Linked DNA regions of Homo sapiens: region 2 is linked to region 1. The links are chromatin contacts, found by Hi-C or POLR2A ChIA-PET in ENCODE. All regions are on one chromosome and are shown on one strand. The core of a region is the stretch at or near the end of the contact, and the rest is flanking DNA. Distances in the headings are between cores, read along the strand shown.

Region 1 (5,360 bases), core at 866-3,365:
TGATGGTTAAAAAATAAAAATGACTGAGGTGCCCGGTTCAGCCTTCTGTGCCGAATGAGCGCAGCAGCCAGGTGCAACCGGAATGACGGATGGGAACCAACAGATGTCCCTCCCACATGGCACCAGCAGCCAGGGCCCCTGAAGGCCACTGTTCACCTTGGCCCTCATCCTGCAAACATGTTCGGAGCTCATTCTCTGAGCCAGGCTGTGTGCTGGGCATGGAGCTGCTGGGGTGAGGGCAGACAGGACCTGGCCTCTAGCCTCAAGGTCCTTGCAGTCTGGGAAACTTTACAAGCACGTGAATAAAGTATTCGAATCAAGAAAGATAGGAACTGTTATAGAATTAAAAGCAAAGTGCTTTGGGTAGAGTTACAAGCAAGGTACCTGGAAACCCAGAAAGAGAAGGATTCTTCAGTCTGGGAGGAAATTAAGGAACATTCACAAGGGTCAGAAATGAGCTGGGCCCTGAAAGATGGAAAGGAATTTCCTGCTTAACTAGAAAGCTTTCTCCACAGTCCGAAATATGTTTCACAGTGAGAAGGAGGATAGGCAGGGAACACGTTGGCGTTGTTGTGGTGTGTTGTTGCTGTTTTTTTTTTTTTTTTTTTGAGATAGAGTCTTGCTCTGTCGCCCAGGCTGGAGTGCAGTGGCATGATCTCGGCTCACTGCAAGCTCTGCCTCCAGGGCTCACGCCATTCTCCTGCCTCAGCCTCCCAAGTAGCTGGGATTACAGGCGCCCGCCACCACGCTGGGCTAATTTTTTTGTATTTTTAGTACAGACAGGGTTTCACCGTGTTAGCCAGGATGGTCTCGATCTCCTGACCTCGTGATCCGCCTGCCTCGGCCTCCCAAAGTGCTGGGATTACAGGCGTGAGCCACCGCGCCCGGCCTGTTGTTGTTTTAAGCCAGCAATACACCTCACCACATTAGTGTGGATGTCTGGAGAAAGTGTTGAGACTACATTGGCATCTAAAAATTCCAGTTGTGTCGAACGTAGCGGCTCACGCCTATAATCGCAGCAATCTAGGAGGCCAAGGTGAAAGGATTTCTTGAGCCCAGGAGATCAAGACCAGCCTGGGAAACATGGCGAGATCCCATCTCTACAAAACATTTTTAAAAATAGCCAGGCATGGTGGTGCACACCTGTGGTCCCAGTTTTTCATGAAGCTGAGGCAGGAGGATCACTTGGACCCAGGAGTTCAAGGCTGCTATGAACTGTGATTGCGCCACTGAACTCCAGCCTGGGTGACAGAGTCAGACCCTATTTCAAATAAATAAATAAAAATTCCAGTTGCTAAAGCCACAAATATCCAGAACCCACACACTGACCTGTGCCTTCCAGGACTGCAGGTGGGGTGGGTACTGTCTCACTGGTTACTATAACGGAGTACCACAGTCTGGATGGCTTAAACGGCAGACATTTATTTTCTCACGGTCCTGGAAGCTGGAAGTCCAAGGTCAAAGTGCTGGTGTGGTTGGGTTCTGGTGAGGGCTGTTGTCCTGGCGTGCAGACAGCCACTTTCTCACTGTGTCCTCCCGTAGCTTTTTCTGTCTGAGACAGAGATCTCTGGTGTCTTTTTCCTTTTGTTATAAGAACACCAGTTTTTTTGAAGAGAACAGTCCCACCTTTATGATTTCCTTTAACCTTACTCACCCCCTTAAAGGCCCTACCTCCAAATATAATCACATTGGAAGTTAGGGCTTCAAAATATGAATTTGGAGGAGGCCTAATTAAGTCTGTAGCAGGCATTCCCAGCAATGCATCAAAAAACAAAAACAACAAAAAAAAAACACGGAAGGTTGGAAAGAGAATGCAGTGAGGAAAGGGTCGGAAAGGGAGGGGCTGTGGCCAGGACGGGTGTCAGAGAGAACTGCCAAAGAGATTCGAAAACCAGGGACCCAGATCATCCTCCGGGCCACTCCCAAATCAAGGGAAGAGGCTGGACGGGTCCAGGGTCGTCTCCTTCTTTTCTGTGTCAGATCTCCTTGATTCTACACTAACTCCAGGCATCTTTCTTCCTGTCCTATCCAGTCCTCACCATAGACTCATTCTGGAAAGCGGGGAGGGATGGCAGGAGAGGGAGCAGAAAGAGAAACTATTACGCTGTAGGTCCCGGAGAACACTGCTCTCCCTGGGTCTGGGAGCTTAGGGACTTTCTGCCACACCCCACGCCTCACAAGACTGAAAGAGTTTCATCAGGGTCTGAGCTCTGGGATTTGGAAACACTCATGGAAAACAGAGCAGAGCCTGAGTTTTGCGGAGAATCCCTGCCTTCTCCTAAAATACTCCTGGAGGAGGCAGCATCAGAATGCATGCTTGAGACGCACCACAGGATCTGCTTCCCCAAATCCTCAAACACACAGGACAGATGCCTCCTGGTCCCCATCATAACCCATCAATCACGCCCCAAAGCCGCCTGAGCCCTCACCTCCCGACTCTCCGAAAGCTGCCAACAATTACTGCTGAGCCAGCAATGCATAATAGTCTCCTTTCTGCCTTCCCGTCTCTTTCTGTCTTTTGTTCCCTGCCTGGAAATCTATATAGCATGAAAGGAGCTGTTGAGGTGTGTGTGGTTTTTTTTTTACCAAGAATCGGAAAATTTGAGTCATCTTTTTACAAAGTTAGACTGCGAAGGTTGTAGTCCTCTCTAAGGATTTAATAATGAAGTGAAGAGACCAGAGGTGACCAGAAACAAGTATGAGAGGAAACGAGAAGCCGTTATTCATGGATTTCCTGCAGTGTGCTCAGCACAGTACTACTCTAGGAGTTGGAGGATTTTTTTTTAAAGTGGTGGTGCTAGGGGCTGAGTGGTGCTACTTACTGTCTATTCTTCTGTTCTTCCTCAGTAAGAGAAACCTTATATTGCTTGGGATGGCACTGTGCCCAAAGTAAAACAAACACATCAAAAAAAAATACACAAGGCTTGCTTGGCTGGCAGACACTCCTTTTGCCAAGCTCTTTCCATTTTCTTCCTGCCTGGAAGATAGACATGATGACCAGAGCTGTAGCAGCCATCTTGGGACCATGAGGGTCCCATGGTCAAAAGATCAAAAAAACTGCAAAAGCTTTGGCTGTGGTATACATGAGGGCTGTCAAACTACAGCCCATGAGTCAAATCTGGCCCACTACTTGTTTTAGTAAATAGTTTTGTTGGAACACAGTCATGCTCATTTATTTGTCTGGAGCTAATTTTGCCCTGTCTATGACAAAGGGGAGTGGTTGTAACCGAGACCACTTGGCCCACAATGCTAAAAATATTGACTATCAGAAAAAAAAAATTATAAACCTCTGCTCTAAACCACAGGCAGTAACTGCCTATCTCCAGACTTATTATGTAAAAAAAAAAAAAAAAAAAAAAAAAAAAAAAAATCCTCTTGTGTTTGACATGAGGTTTCTTGTGTTTAACATAACGTTTCTGTTACTCACAGACTAATAGATATAATACTGTTTACACTCGAGGCACTCAGAGTTTACACAGCTGTGGAAGCAGAACATGGCAACGTTTAGAAAATTAAGAAAAAAGACACATTCCAAATCATCGCCAACCAGCAGAACATAGCCCTACACAACCCCAAGCAGCAATATTCACGGCGTCCTCTAGGTGGAGCTCTGCAGTGCACAGCCTGGGCAGCTGGAGGCAGCAGCCCTGTATCTCTGGCTTCATCCTGCAGCCAATTAATTCAACCAGTATATGGGGATTATCTCTGTGTCAGACACTGTGGAAAGTGAATACAACATGGCCCCTGGTCTTTAGAAGCTTATAGGATAAAAGAAATATACCAAGTAGCCGTATGGTATGGACTAACTTGTGTCCCTCACCCAAATTCATATGTGGACGCCCTACCCCTCAATGTGACTGTATTTGGAGTTGGGGCCTTCGAGGGTGTAATTAAGGTTACATGAGGTCATAAGACTGAGGCCCTAAACCAAATAGGTCTGGTTCCTTATAAGAAGAGGAAGAGACACCCAGGATGCGCACACGCGGAGGAGAGACCGCGTGAAGACACCATGAGAAAGAAGGTGGTTTGTACATCAAGGAGAGAGGCCTCAGGGGAAACCAAACCTGCTGACAGTTTGATCTTGGATTTCCAGCCTCTAGAACTTGGGGAAAATGTATTTCTATTGTTTAAGGCCCCCAATCTGTGGTCTTTTGTTATGGCAGCCATAGCCAAGTAACACACAATTTAAATAGACCACATGGTGGCTCGAGGTCAGTGCTCCAGAGATTCAAATGTCACATAGCAAATAGCATCATTCCAAGGCCTGGAGGATAAAGACATGACAGCCCCTGTGTCCGCTGAGACAACCAACCATTGCTGCTCCACACACCTTCAGCAAGCACTGCTCAGGCTGGGGCACCTGATGCTGAGATCTCCCTTGATAGGTGTTCTATTTGAAGAGAAAAGATTGTGTCCCAGCTATTGAACGCCCACCCAGGCTTCATCCACCTGGGCACCCAGTCCGGTCCAGTCCATCTCTGCACTGGCAGGCACGGCCTGGCTTTCACATTCCTCTCTCACCGCCTCTCCCAACTCCATATCTGGCCTCCAGCTCTGCCAGCTGCCTGTTTACACCACACGCCACAATCTGATCAATTTTCCAGAACATGTGTGTTTCGGTTCATATCATTCCTTGACTGGAGATACAGAGCTCAGATTCCCTTTCTCCATGATGCATTTTTTAAAAACAACGAATTCTCAAGCACTGTTTTCCTCTTGTGTGGCATTCACTCCATTCTGGCTTCTGTTGAGACGATGTTGATAAAGCTGATGCATCTTTTATCCTCTCCTAAATGGGAGGGTCTTAAAGGGAAGCCAAGATCTTTGCATTTCCCTTCCCGAGACTCAGTTCAGAGCCATGTATTAGACATTCAACACGTGCCCATTAAATAATAGATCAATGATAGATCAATAGATGGATGATAGCTCAAGAGACAGATATATTGATTGATTGATGATAGATATATAAACAGATGATCAATGATAGATCAATAGATAATAAACAGATAAATAGATGATTGATGGACAGATAGATAGCCAGTGGCTGACACCTGTAATACCAGCTACTCAGGAGGCTGAGGCAGGAGGATTGCTTGAGTCCAGAAGTTCCAAGCTGTGGTACACTACACAGATCAGGGGTCCACACTAAGTTTGGCATCCATATGGTGACCTCGCAGGATCAAGGGACTGCCAGGTTGCCTAGGGAGGGGTGAACCAGCCCAGATTGGAAATGGAGCAAGTCTAAACACCCATAATGATCAGTAGCGGGATCACTCCCGTGAATAGCCACTGCACTCCAGCCTGGGCAAGATAGTGAGGCCCTGTCTCTAAAAAAAAATTGAAAGATGATAGATAATAGA
Region 2 (5,360 bases), core at 1,106-3,605, 220 kb after region 1:
TCTCTCCTTTCTGTGTAGGGGGACAGAAGCCATATATATATATATATATATGCACATACAGTTTAGCTGTGTTTGGTAGTCAGAAAGACTAGTGACTAATTTCAGAGGAGATAAAATAAGAAGCTCTCATATCTTAAAAAAAAAAAGTCAAATGTGAGTCTTGATTGTCCTAGGAAACCCCCATTTTCAGGTCGGTGGTTTCTAATGATCTTCTCATCTTCCACGAAGCTTGGTCCAAAGGAGCCACATCGCTGAGGACTTTTGCTCTTCCCTCTTTGGAGACAGAAGCAAACAAAGAGACTATGATTTCCTTTTTTCTTGAGGGATCACCTTTTACAATATTTGCTCTAAATACATACTCCAAATCATAAACCTGAAACCAGGCACAGTGGCTCATGCCTGTAATCCCCACACTTTGGAAGGCTGAGGCGGGAGGATTCAGTGAGCTCAGGAGTTCAAGACTGTCCTGGGCAACACACGGAAACCCCGTCTCTACTAAAAATCAAAAAAATTAGCCACGTACAGTGGCATGCACCTGTAGTTCCAGCTACTAAGGAGGCTGAAGCAGGTGTATTGCTTGAGCCCCAGAAGTCGAGGATGCAGTGAGCTGTAATTGCACCACTGAACTCCAGCCTGGTCAACAGAGTGAGACACTGTCCCAAAAAAGAAAAATCATACACCTGGTCTAATTTTGATCAAAGGTTTTTTTGAGCCTTACTATAGGAATAGGCATTTCATTTGTTATATAACATATCATCGAAGATCTTTCCTTGCCAATCTGTCCAGGAGGACAATCTGTGTAGTCATTTGCCCTACGGCGACACAGGCAGCCTGAAACGTGCCTGGTGGAAATTCCTACACTACAGAATGGCATTTTGCTGCTTGCTGAAAATAACTTGTAAAGAAGAGCTGGTTCCAGATGTTTGTGGGTGAAACACGTTGAAAGCCATCTCCGAAAGCCTGCAAAATGATTTGCCTGCGAAGTGGACCACTTCGTCTTTGGGTGAAAAGAGGAAATTATTATTTACCCCTAAGGCCTGGGAAGAGTTTTTATTTCAGCTTGTCTCATTTTTGGATGCTGGCAGATGGGAAAAGCCAACAAAATAAATTGGCCGAGGTTGTTGCAATAGGTCACAAAGCTGGGGACATCTGATGGGTGAATTAATGTTACTGTCAGTTGCTTCTCTCTCCCTGACCACTCCTGTCACTTGGAAAAACACGGTAAAGATAAATTAACCCAGGCAGTGCGGAGCTGGCCATGGCCAATTTATAGTCACGTGAGCTCAGGGCCTGCTGCTGGCTCACTGCCATTTCAGCCTCCTTAGTAAGATCTTTTTTTTTTTTTTTTGAGACAGAGTCTCGCTCTGTCACCGAGTCTGGAGTGCACTGGTGTGATCTCGGCTCACTGCAATGTTTGCCTCCCAGGTTCAGGCAATTCTCCCATCTCAGCCTTCTGAGTAGCCGGGACTACAGGTGTGTGCCACCATGCCAGGCTAATTTTTGTATTTTTGATAGAGATGGGGTTACACCATGTTGTCCAGGCTGGTCTTGAACTCCTGAGCTCAGGCCATCCGCCCACCTCGGCCTCCCAAAGTGTTGGGATTATAGGTGTGAGCCACCTCACCCAGACTAGTTCTTTTTTTTTTTTTTTTTCTTTAATGGAGTCTCGCTCTGTGGCCCAGACTGGAGTGCAATGGCGCGATCTCAGCTCACTGCAACCTCCGTCTCCCGGGTTCAAGTGATTCTCCTGCCTCAGCCTCCTGAGTAGCAGGGATTACAGGCACCCATCACCATGCCTGGCTAATTTTTGTATTTTTAGTAGAGACAGGGTTTCACCATGTTGGCCAGGCTGGTCTAGAACTCCTGACCTCAGGTGATCCACCTGTCTCCGCCTCCCAAACTGCTGGGATTACAGGCATGAGCCACCACACCTGGCCTCTTTTTTTTTTTTTTAGACAGGGTCGTGCTCTGTCACTTGGGCTAGAGTGTAGTGACACAGTATCAGCTCAGTGCAACCTCCACCTCCTGGGCTCAAGCAATCCTCCCACCTCAGCCTCCCAAGTAGATGGAACTACAGGCAAGCCCCACACGCCTGGCTAATTTTTGTATTTTTTGCACAGACAGAGTTTCGCCATGTTGTGTAGGCTGGTCTTGAACTCCTGGGCTCAAGCGATCTGCTCGCCTCAGCCTCCCAAAGTGCTGGGATTACAGGTGTGAGCCACCGTGTCTGGCCAGCAAGTTCTTTTGTCATGGCAAAATGAAACCAAGTTGAAAACTGAAAAACAAAGCAGGGGGGAAGTGTGGTCCTTGCTGGTGGATTGTTCATTGTCATTAGCAACCCACTTTTGGTCCAGATTGATATCTGAACAGTAAAAGTGTCTGGTTATTATTGAACGGGTTGCTTTGTGTGCTGGAAAATGTGAGTCAGACCCCGGAGGGGAAATTCAGCCCCACTGAGAAGTCAAGCATGGTGTCAAGCCAATGAGAAAAGGTCAGTAAATTTCTAGACTTTTCTTTCACTGTACTATATTCAGGAAACTGGAATGGGAAGTTAAAATTCCAGCCTAGGCATAATCGTCACTGATATTTAAGAGACAGAAAGAAAATTTCCCAACTCTTTGAAGGAAGCTTTGCAAACACAGCCTGATCTCTTTATGTGGAAATGGTCCAGGTAACAGTGTGGACATTTGGAGAAGGTGACGCTCTGTTTACTAAGAGGGCAGGGGGCCAGGTGTATTTTAGGACCCTCATCTATGTGATCTCAGACAAGTTGCTGAGCTTTGCTGAGCCTCAACTGCATTGGATGGTTTTAGCTCTTAAATCTTTTTTTTTTTTTTTTTTTTTTGAGATGGAGTCTCACTTTGTCATCAAGCTGGAGTGTAGTGGCGCAATCTTGGCTCACTGGAACCTCCGCTTCTGGCCTTTAAGCAATCCTCCTGCCTCAGACTCCTGAGTAGTTGGGACTATAGGCACATGCCACCGCATCTGGCTAATTTTTGTATTTTTAGTAGGGACAGGGTTTCGCCATTTTGGCCAGGCCAGTCTTGAACTCCTGACCTCAGGTGATCCACTCACCTTGGCCTCCCAAAGTGCTGGGATTACAGCCATGAGCCACCTCGCCCGGCCTAGGTCTTAAATCTAAGATATAAAACAATCTGATACTATGGCTCCATGTTCCTATTGGGTAAACCAGGACTCCCCAGAAAGCCACGGAATTACCTTTAATGACAGATTACAAACAAAATAATACTACAGTAACAACTTGTCATCATGTACCTTCTGTGTGTGCCAGGCTTTCCTCTCACAGCCACATGGCAAGGTAGGTATTGTGACCTTTTTACAAGCAAGAAGATTGAAGGTAAGGGGCTAATCCACCTGGGCTGTGATTTATTTATTTATTATTATTTTTTGGATACAGGTTCTCACTCCTGTCGCCCCAGGCTGGAATGCAGTGGCACAATCTCAGCTCACTGCAGCCTTGACTTCCTGGGCTCAGGCAATCCTCCCTCCTTAGCCTCCTGAGTAGCTGGGACTACAAGCACGCACCACCATGCCTGGCAAATTTTTTTTTTTTTTTGAAACGGGGTGTTGCTCTGTCACCCAGGCTGGAGTGCAATGGTGTGATCTTGGCTCACTGCAACCTCTGCCTCCCAGGTTCAAGCAATTCTCCTGCCTCAGCCTCCCGAGTAGTTGGGATTACAGGCGCACACCACCATGCCCAGCTAATTTTTGTATTTTTAGTAGAGACAGGGTTTCACCATTTTGGCCAGACTGGTCTCGAACTCCTGACCTCAGGTGATCCCCCCACCTCAGCCTCCCAAAGTGCTGGGATTACAGGTGTGAGCCACCACACCTGGCCTAATTTAAAAATTTTTTGTAGAGACAGGGTCTCATTGTGTTGCCCAGGCTGATCTCGAGTTCCTGGGCTCAAGTGATCCTCCCTACTAGGCCTCCCATAGGATTATAGGCTTGAGCCACCATGATAGGCCACGCTGTGATTTAAACACAGAGCTCTCTGGTGTGGTCCATCCATTCTACCAACCTGTCCTTTACTGCCCAGAGCCCTGTGGCACACAGGAAAATAACATTTCTTTCTTCTTTCTTTTTTTTTTTTTTGAGACAGAGTCTCCCTCTGTCGCCCACACTGGAGTGCAATGGCGGGATCTCAGCTCACTGCAACCTCCGCCTCCCGGATTCAAGCAATTCTACTGCCTCAGCCTCCTGAGTAGCTGGGAATACAGGTGCATGCCACCACGCCCGGCTAATTTTGGTATTTTTAGTAGAGACGGAGTTTCACCATGTTGATCAGGCTGGTCTCGAACTCCTGACCTCGTGATCTGCCCACCTCGGCCTCCCAAAGTGCTGGGATTACAGGCGTGAGCCACCACGCTCGGCCTAGGAAGATGACATTTCTAGGCCCTCCCAGCATCTGGGTGGAGTCACACACCTAGTGTTGCTAATGGAACATGGCCAGAGTTGAGGCCATTGGCAGGCCTGCCCACAGAAGGGCTGTGTGACAGCTCCTGCTGTCTCTTTCCTCAGTTTGTGTGACTGGAAGCCAAGGAGTCCAAGCTGGTGACACTGCACAGCAGAAGGAGCCTGTGTCCTTGAGTTTACCGCTCAGCGGAAAACCATCTTGGTTCAGGGAAAACCCATGAACCAAGAACATCCACGTCAGACATTTCACAGACGAGAAATAAACATTTACTCTGGTAAGTTCCTGAGATTTTGAGGTTGATTCTTTCAGCAATGATTGAGAATCTGGGCTCCAAATTCAGTTTAACTCATTTTTTTTCCTGTGGTCAGCTAAGAAATAGAGTTCATTTATGCCCTTTCAGAAAGAGCCAAATTGCCACATGGATTAGCATCTCATCTAGGGTTGCCAGACTTAGCAAATAAAAATACAAGACAGGCCAGGTGCAGTGGCTCACACCTGTAATCCCCACACTTTGGGAGGCTGAAGTGGGCAGATCACTTGAGGCCAGGGGTTCGAGACCAGTCTGGCCAACACAGTGAAACCCCCATTTCTACTAAAAAACACAAAAATTAGCCAGGCGTGGTGGTGCACGTCTGTAATCCCAGCTACTCAGGAGGCTGAGGCAGGAGAATTGCTTGAACTCAGGAGGTGGAGGATGCAGTGAGCTGAGATTGTGACACTGCACTCCAGCCTGGGTGACAGAACGAGAGCCTGTCTCAAAAAAACGAAAACAAACAACAACAACAAAAATATAAGCCACCTAGTTCAACATGAATTCAGATAAGCCACAAATACTTTTTTAGAATAAATAGGTTTTGTGCAATTATTTGGGACATTACTGATAACAAGAAATAACTCATTGCTTACCTGAAATTCAAACATA

What was found. Hi-C counts contacts between places; a loop is a spot of excess contacts on that map. ChIA-PET counts read pairs that join two places held with the same protein, here RNA polymerase II (POLR2A). Pooled maps may share reads with other maps.
Region 2: a loop to region 1 is called in a pooled map, with 5 times the contacts of the local background. The contact joins two enhancer-like sites. A Hi-C loop is called at or near these places in 6 of 50 pooled maps. POLR2A ChIA-PET finds 5 or more read pairs at or near these places in 2 of 52 experiments (SK-N-SH and activated CD8-positive, alpha-beta memory T cell).

Annotation. Positions count from the first base shown.
Region 1 is chr10:5,626,427-5,631,786 of GRCh38, forward strand. The region is part of intron 1 of LOC107984199 (a long non-coding RNA gene); the gene reads right to left. It also overlaps the pseudogene RN7SL445P. Among named protein-coding and RNA genes, the nearest start is that of LINC02677, 11 kb to the left of the region's middle. Within about 2 kb of position 2,116, at least 11 of the 41 ENCODE cell types and tissues checked have a DNase peak (open chromatin) inside an H3K27ac peak, as active enhancers do.
Region 2 is chr10:5,843,956-5,849,315 of GRCh38, forward strand. No RefSeq gene overlaps it. Among named protein-coding and RNA genes, the nearest start is that of TRV-TAC3-1, 7.1 kb to the right of the region's middle. RefSeq lists enhancers at 35-334, 1,949-1,998, 2,149-2,248. Within about 2 kb of position 2,356, at least 6 of the 41 ENCODE cell types and tissues checked have a DNase peak (open chromatin) inside an H3K27ac peak, as active enhancers do.